Regions from separate parts of the Homo sapiens genome. Here region 1 is linked to region 2. Evidence: read pairs that join two places in POLR2A ChIA-PET (ENCODE). Cell type or tissue: PC-9. All regions are shown on one strand. Each heading gives the region's core, and the rest is flanking DNA. Links, peaks and the distances in the headings are about the cores only.

The links. ChIA-PET counts read pairs that join two places held together with the same protein. Peaks named below come from ENCODE experiments on the same cell type or tissue, not always from the same donor. Only the 100,000 strongest peaks of a DNase experiment are listed, where the experiment ranks them.
Region 1: POLR2A ChIA-PET joins it to region 2 with 7 read pairs; 4 of 35 experiments call an interaction of 5 or more read pairs at or near these places.

What each region holds. Positions count from the first base shown.
Region 1 is chr20:4,786,922-4,791,306 of GRCh38, forward strand. It overlaps RASSF2 (Ras association domain family member 2), which reads right to left. Exons shown (of 12, transcript NM_014737.3): 7 at 3,530-3,690; 8 at 2,675-2,776; 9 at 1,296-1,347; 10 at 712-833. Among named protein-coding and RNA genes, the nearest start is that of RASSF2, 34 kb to the right of the region's middle. In PC-9, for the core only: no CTCF peak of the experiment used is centred there; no DNase peak of the experiment used is centred there.
Region 2 is chr20:4,896,465-4,900,849 of GRCh38, forward strand. It overlaps SLC23A2 (solute carrier family 23 member 2), which reads right to left. Exons shown (of 17, transcript NM_005116.6): 6 at 3,091-3,248. Among named protein-coding and RNA genes, the nearest start is that of RASSF2, 75 kb to the left of the region's middle. RefSeq lists an enhancer at 305-826. In PC-9, for the core only: no CTCF peak of the experiment used is centred there; DNase peaks (open chromatin) are centred at 887 and 1,987; H3K27ac peaks cover 3,776 bases.

The sequences.
Region 1 (4,385 bases), core at 277-4,276, 110 kb before region 2:
AAAATACAAAAATTAGCCAGGCATGGTGGTGCACACCTGTGGTCCCAGCTACGCAGGGGTCTGAGGCAGGAAAATAGCTTGAACCAGGGAGGTGCCACTGCACTCCAGCCTGGGCAACAGAGCGAGACTCCATCCCAAAAAAAAAAAAAAAGTTAAAAAATGGCTTCCCTTTCCCCACAAGAATCCCCACCCTGCTCTATCAACTCTTCTCCCTGGGATAAGTACATTTCTCTACCCTATTAATGCTGAGCTTGTCCATGTGACTGGCTTTGGCCAGTGGAATGTGTGTGGACATGACACACCAAATCTGAGTGGAGGCTTCAAATATGCTTACATGATTTGGCCTGGTTTCTCATGCTCCGCCATCTGCCATGAGGACCACACCCATGTGCAGTAACTACTGCCCCAAAAGCCTGGGCCTCTGGGTGAGTCACACAGTGCAGACTTGAACTCAACCCATACTTAGAGTAGAGCCATTGCTACTAGACCACAGAATCATGGGCAAAAAAGCAAATGTTTGCTGTTGTCAGCTACTATGATTTGGAGATGTTTGTTACTCTGCAAAAGCTGGCTTCGAGAGAACCTGGTGCTGAAGAAGTAAAAGGGGGCATGGTCGTTGGTCAAAAAAGTCATTCTATACCCCAGTTACAGGTGGTCCAACCAAATCCCCACCCTCCTGAGGACAGATCGCCTGACCCAAAGGGAACTCACGTCGTAGGTGACTTCCTCCACCTGGTCCTTCTCCATTAGGAACACTTTGGAGATCTGCTCACATGGGCCCTGGAGGATTCGGGCAATCAGCGGGTAATCGGTGGCCTTCAGCTTCTGTTTCTCTGCAACCACACACACCCAGGAGCAGCCCTGAGAGGCCTTTCTCACATTAAGTAGTGGTTAATGCAGGGGTCCAAAGGCACCTTAGGAGATGCCGCCATATACGTCAGGAGACTGATTTATAAGTGAACTATTCCATAGGTGTTGTGAAAAGCAACTTCCTCCCACTCCTCACCCCTCAACAATACCACCATGCCTCAAACTCCTTGGAGGAATTGGGTTTATCTGTCTCTTAAGAAAATCTAGTTCCTCTTTTAATAGGCAGTTAGGTTTAGAATTTGTTTACTGGCCATATAAGGCAATCCCTAGTAGACTCATACAGCAAGCCCATCAGCCTTGAAGGCAAACAACATTTGGAAGTTTCCAAAACTCAAACAACAAGCAAAGGAGGCAGAGGTATTTTTTTAACTTGCTATTTTGAGTTAATTAGAAGTTTTAAAGTACACTGTGGTCTTCAGACTTACCACCACTCGTATGGACCACGTACAAGGCAAACTCCTCTGCTGAATTCTCAATCTGAAGCAGGAGCAAAAGATTCTTGTTGAAAGTTTCTATTTAAACATCCCAACTTCGAGGCTTTTCCTCTTCTTTAGCAATGCAAAGCTAAGTCAATTTTAGGCTGTTTTGAGGGGAGAGCTATTTATCTACAACTCTCAGAAGTGATGAGAAGATCGAGAAGGCAGATGACTTTATCAATAATACAGTCATGCACTTAACCACGAGGATGCATTCTGAGAAATGTGTCACTAGGCAATTTCATTGTTGTGCAAACATCATAGAGTGTGCTTACAGAAACCTGGATGGCATAGCCTACTTCACACCTAGGCCATATGGTATATAGCCTATTGCTCCTAGTGTACAAACCTATACAGCATGTTACTGTACTCAATGCCGTAAGCACTTGTAACACAATGGTAAGCATTTGTGTATCTAAACATATCTAAACACAGAAAAGGTACCATAAAAAATGGATTATAATCTTACGGGACCACTGTCGTATATGTGGTGCATCATTGACCAAATTGGTCATTCTGTAGCACACGACTAGGATAGATAACAGCTATCGTCTATTGCAATGTGCCAGGCATAGTTCTACAAATGTTAAAGGCTTCAACCCATCTAATGCTCACGACGATACCATAGTGAAGTCCCATTATCCTCATTTTATGATGACGAAGCAGAGGCAGGGGCAGGTTAAGTAACCTGCCCAATTCATCCAACTAGCAGGTGCTCAGTGGAGATTTGAACCCAGAGCCTGTGTTCTTAGGTTGTTAGGCTACACTGGCTTCCATTAAAAATAAGAACACCTGGTCTCCAAAAGATCTCTGGTCTCCAAGAGATTGTGGAAAACACAGAGCAACAGAACTTTAAAAGCACTCCTGCACTATAATTTGCACGTCTATTTAAGTATCATATTTCAAAGTAGGTTTCCCAACTGTGTCCCAGAAGTCAATCTTCGCACTGAGCCCAAAACCAGTCAGCAGGCCCCAGGGTCCTTCTAAAGTAGCCCATAAAGGATTTGAGGGCTGATGTTTCTCAAACTTCGGTAGGCATCCAAATCCCCTGCAGGCTTGTTAGACGGCGTCCCTGGCCTACCCCTCACAATTTCTGATTTAGTGGGTCTGGGGTGGGGCCTGAGAATCTGAATTTCTAACAAGCACCCAGGTGATGCTGATGCTGATTCTGTGGACTTTGTCCTGGATCGTGAGGATCTAAAGAACCGAAGCCCTCTGCTCAGCATCCCACAAAACACACAATTTCCATAGCTCCTCGCACAACCACTCTAGGAGTCCCAAGGCACAGCTGTGACCCCATCTGTGGCCACTCAGCAAAGGGAACTTGCCTTAAATTTGTTGAGCAGCAGCTTCAGGACCTGTGGGGTGGTCATGGTGCTGTTGATGCGGACGTTGGTGACAGAGCCATAGGCTGGTGTGAACACGGATGTCTGTCAATAGAAGGGCCCAGCTCAGGGTGGGAGTGGGAACAAGGACCCAGTGCTAAAATCCAGGTGCGGTACAGGGCACAGTGACAACGATACTCAGAATGTACTCCCTGGGAGCCCCCGGCAGACTGGCAAGCAGCAGGCTTTGTAGACAAAGCAACCCTCGGGGTTTGCATAATTCAGTTCATGCTCCACGCTCAAAAAGACCCTTCCTCTGGGACTTCAGCACAAGGCTGTCTCTGACCACTCTCCCACCATGTATTGCCTCCGGGGGTAGGATTTGAACAAAGCAGGAGGAAAGGAGGGATCAGCAAGATGGGGTGGGGTGGGTGGTGCACTGACACCCCAGGTCTGAGACCTGCAGCTCTGCTTCAGCTCTGGGAAAAGCCAGACCATACACCAGCTGGGGGCACAGTGTGCAGGAAGAGGGTAACACGTGGATTTTCTTGGGAGAGACTGATGAGCTGCGTTTATGGGGTCTTCAAGGCTACAGCAGGGACTGCTTTGTACAGCCCCACTGAATTCACCCACCACCTTAAGGGGAACCCACAGGGGGACTTTGAGGCTTCTGACCTGGGGTCCCTCAGCCCTCAGGAAGCCAGCAGGGCTTGCAGCCCACCCACAACCCAAAGACTAAACAGCAGCAAACACTTGGCTTCCCAGGCATCCACACCACCCACCATATGGCTGTAGCCCTGAGGTGGCATCTACCCAGGAAGAGGTCTTCCACCCTCCCCGTCCCCCTGTCCACCTTACCTTATGGTTGTAGAAATGGCCGTTGATGGAGAAGCGGTGGCGTCTGATTCGCCGCTGGTCACTAGGCGTCCTCACATTGCCACGGCGACGCACCCCAACATCACTGCGTGTGCGCATCAGCTGTGGGGTGTCCTCCTGCAGGGGCTTCAGGCCCCTGGAGTCTGAGAGAGGAGAGGGAAATGAACTCTGTCTGTCTGGACCTGGGACATGGCACATGGTCCCCAATTTGTGGCCAGTGCGACAGCACCCACTGTCTCCACAAATATATATTTTATACAAATAATATTTTCTGCTGGGGGAAAAACATAATGCAGAATTTACAGAGAACCTATACAAGGAAAAGTTCAGAGAACAGACTTCAGAGCCGGACTCCCTGGGTTCAAATCCCTGCTCCATGATTGCCATATATCACTAACCTCTCTGTGCCTCGGTGCTTTTATATATAAAATAGGGATAATAATAACACCCACCTCAGAGGGTTGCTGAGGGTTTAAATGAGTTAGTATACATAAAGCACTTAGAATAGTGCCTGGCACAGGATAAGCATGATATAAGAGCTAACAAGATACTGCAAACAAACTCTGACACATGCTACCCACGGATGAACCTTGATGACATTATGCTAAGTGCAACAAGCCAATTACAAAACAGCAAATACTGAATGATTCCACTTATATGAGATACTTAGAGTGTACCTCATATAAGTGTACCACATATAATTGAGGTACACTGTAAGTACATTCTAGGTACATACAAAATTACAGAGACAGAGAGTAGAATGGTGGTTGCCAGGAGCTAAAGAGAGAAGGATGTGGGGAGCTATTGGGAGTTTAATGGGTACAGAGTTTCAGTTTCA
Region 2 (4,385 bases), core at 66-4,065:
TGCTGGCAGGGGCGCTCCCCTCCCCCATCCCAAAGGCTCTCTCTAAGCCGCTCCACTGGAAAGATTCTTTAATCAGGACACATGAAGCACATTCCATTCCGTGCTGCTTCTCTTTCCAGCTAAGGATTCAAAGCAGGAAGGGACCCCCAGGACGAGAAAGAGTGAGACTGGGGAATGAGTTCAGTCCTAGCACAGTCACCTTCCTATCCCACACCCCTGAGGCTTGCCTAGGCCCCCATCACCTTTCTCATGGATGTCACTGATCCCCTGGGATGGTCCTCACCCCCTATACTAAGTAACCAAGTAACGTCCTTCAAGGCACAGCCCCGGGGGCGAGTCCCCTGCTAACAAAGCCATTGAATGCTCCCTGTGCCTGTTGATAAGTCCCAAGCTCTGGCCTCTGTGTGCCTGGGCAGGGGGATCATGCCAGGCTGTGACTTCCTGCCTTTGCTCCTGCCCCTGCTGGGATGGAAGCTGCTCCCTCAGCCCTCCTGGGCAGAGCCCTTGGAGCCTGCAGGGCCTGTCTCAAACACCACCTCCTCCAGGGCTCCCACCAAGTCCCCTGGAGGATGCACTGTGTCTCCCTGATGGCGCTGCCCTTCGTGCTGCAAGCCATGTGCTTCGATGTCACCATTGCGCCCCACAATGGCCAGGCCCCGCACCTGCCACATAGACCAGTCACTGAATATCTGCAGGGCTGAGCCAGTACTCTTTCTCTTTGCCCAGGTTAAGAGAACGGGCACCACCCACACCCCGACAACCATAGAAAACCCCTATCACAAGCCCAACACCCCACCAAAGTCCCCAGCACACCTGCACCTGCCCAGCAGCACACAGTTGCTGACGTGATTAGAGTCAGCACCACCTGATTTATGACTAAGCAAATGGCCACACTGTGGGGAGGATGGAAGCAGGGGTGGGGCTGCCATTCCTTGCACAGCCAAAGGTCATGGGGGACTCACTCTGACTCCTCACAAACACAGCAAGAAAGGCTGCTTTCACCCAGCCTTGTGGGCATGGGGCGCACAGACACGCACCCTCCTCCAGGCCACAGCTCTGCATTTTGGGTCCCTGAGCCATCCCAGTAGGGTGTCAAATCCCTCTCCTGTTCTTACTCCGCTCAAACTGCTTCCCAGGCCAGCAGGGAGGTGAACCACGCTGACCCAGGTAGTTCTGTTTAGGTCTTGTGCCCCAACAGTGGGCAAGATGATGCCCTCTGTGACCAAAAGTATTTACCCCAAGTTCCCCCAGGCCCTCCCTTCTGTGTCCCATTAGCAACTTTGCCCATCAGGCTCAGCTGCTGGCCAGGCCTGGCCTCCTTGGCATGAGCTGGGGCAGAGCTGCACACGGTACACACTTCACTGCAATAAACACAGCTTTCATCCCCTATTCAGGTCAACCAATAATGCTCAGCTAGAGACACTGACCAAATTCACAGAGGGATTATGCCTACAAATCCACGGATAAGTCAGCGGTTTAGAAAAAGAACATCTCCCCAGAGAACCAGTGCTCCATGGGCAAGGTAAGGATCCTGAGTGAGCCAAAAAAAGCTCTGCCGTGCACTCTGGACTTGAAGCACAGAGCCCTGAACACTGTACCCAAAGAATGAAAGAGGGTGCTAGTCAGGTTGAGCCCTTCTTGGAAGGCCCAGACCACATCTCCTTCCCCTAGTCGGTCAGTGATATCCCTGCCCTGCCCCCTGGGGGGTTTGAGGAGACCCTCCTCCCTTCAGCCCAGCTTGGTGGTTGTGGGCAGACTAGCAAGGGCTGGGATCTGGGAACCATCAGAGCTTGCCAGCCCCAAAGCCTTTAGTCCACATAGCTTCTTTCCATCAGCAGACCTGCAGCCTACCCTCCCAGGGTGTGGCCTATCCTGGCAACCAGAACACCTGCACATGGCTCACCGCCCTCCAAGGCTCCCCTATCCCCGTGCCGCGTTAGGGCAACCCTGAGGTCCCGAAGGATTCTGACTCATCAGAATGCAGTCCCTGACTTCAGCTCACACCCACCTCCCACCGCAGGGAGGGCCAGGCCTTACTCAGCCTGTCTCTGACAGAGCAAGAGACAGCTGGCCGTGAACTTAGGACAGTCCTGCCAGAGCAGGCTCCACTTCCTGAGCAGTGCCCTGGGGTAAAGCAAGAGGCTGCACTGCGAAGAGGGGAGAGGAGCAGGAAAGGAGAGGAAAAGACAAGCTTGCAGGAGGAGGTAGGAAGGTAGATAAGGATGTTTCTCTTCCTTCCTGTGCCAGCTCCACGTCCATTTAAGCTGGTGGCTGGAAATGCAGAAGTGAACAAGCCAAAGCCCTGGCATCAAGGAGGAAGCACCGTGGGAAAAAGACATAGAAACAAAAAGGACAAACTGGAATAAAGGCCACACTGGAAGGATGAAAACAAGGTGGGAATTCAGAGAACAATGAAGGGCTCCACAGAGTCGGGAGGGCAGGACAAGCTGGGCCTGGAGGATGAGCTGTTGTGTGCCAGGCGGGTTGAGGGAAGACACACAAGAAGGTAGACAGCGGGCCCTTGGGAGTGAGGCCAGGGAAGGCAGGAGACAGGGCTCAGAGGCATGGCTGGAGATGGAAGTGGGGCAGAGAGCAAGGGCAAGCCTAAATGCTGGGTGCAGCCTGGTGTGTAAAAAGGGAGGAGAGCTGCAGTGTGGCTCACCCTGAGGAGGGTGTGGAAGTAGAAAGATGGCACTGGGTGTGGGGCACAAAGTGAGTCCAAGAGCAGTGCCCTGGAGGCAGGGAAGCCAACGGGGAGCCTGGTGGGACACTCTGGTCTGAACGTAAGGAATAGGGGCACAGAGGGGTGCTGGGGAGCGAGCATGACTTGCCAAGGGGGCAGGGGAAGGAGAGTGAGGCTGAGTTTCCAGCTTGGACAACTGGGTAGGGGAAGGTGGCGGTGGTGCCATTCACCAAGAGAGGAAATGACTGGGAGGAACACTGAGGGGTGGGGACCAACGGCCACTAGGACATTCCCGTGCCTCCATTCTGTCCTTGCCAACAGCCCTAGGCAAACGGCGCAGCTCAATGCCTTCTGCGCTCAATGCCTTCTGGGGGCTTTGGCATCCCCCATTAGTACCCCAATCTCACCTGCATCCAAACGTTGTCTGTAGCAAAGTAGTGATTCCCACACAGAAGAAAATGGTCCCAATGAGCTGGCTGGTGGCCCACTGGTCGTACCCCACACACATGGCATCGGCCAACAGGAAGGGCACTGCGATCGTGCCGCTGAAGCATGTCAGGTAGTGCTGTGGGCAGGAAAAGGGTCAGAGGAGAAACAGTAAACCCTTCCTCATTTATTCTTGATTTCATCCTAATTCTTCTCTCTTATTGTCGTTAAAAAATAGCCCACATAAAGAATCTCCTTGGTTTTTCGACCAAGCCATACTTTTTTCCTTCTTTTTCAGTATTTCTCCTTTGTTGTTAAGACAGTTTCACTCCCATTGCCCTCGACGGAGTGCAATGGTGCGATCTTGGCTCACTGTGACCTCCACCTCCCAGGCTCAAGCAATTCTCCTGCTTCAACCTCCCAAATAGCTGGGATTACAGGGGCGCACCACCACGCCCAGCTTATTTTTGTATTTTTTGTAGCGATGGGTTTTCACCGTGTTGGCAAAGCTGGTGTCAAACACCTGGGCTCAAGCGATCCGCCTGCCTCTCCCTCTCCAAAGTGCTGGGATTACAGGCGTGAGCCACCACGCCCAGCTGCATTTCTCCTTTTCATTACATTTTATTGTCTTACTATTCACTGTCATTATTACTTATTACTTGGATGAATCCATGCCTCACAAAGGAAACAGTCAATATCAGCACTGGTGATATTTTACTTATGTAATTCTTATTAGAAATATTTGGGTTTCTTCCCCAAAATGCTTTTCTGGCATAAATTGCTAAAACCATAAGGCCTTTCTCCTCTAATCTGTTATCATGAATTGTGATGTGCTGAACTATTCTTGCATGCTTGAAACAAACCCTAGTTAGTCATACTGTATTTTTCTTCTGGGATTTGATTTGCTAATATTTTATACAGAATTTTGCATCTACATTTCTAGGTTAATTAGTCTATTTCTTTAAAAAAGTTCTTTCATGTCTGGGGATTAAAGTTACATAAGCTTCATAAGTTACATACGCATGGAGTGTTTTCTGTCTTTTTCTGTGAGCTGGCATTGTTTTCGAAAACAAAGAATTCGTCTGTTCCAGTCAGGGCAGGGTTAAGGGCGTACAGTAGCCATGGGAATCTTCCAGAAAGAACCCCATCCCACTTTCCTTTGGGAGTCCCCCCAACCCCCCGCCACACCTGTAGCCCTGGTAGGATAGTCCCAGCACTCACGACTCACTTCCCTCCCTTCCCCTGTTGACCAGTTCTTATTTCTGTTCTGCAAACT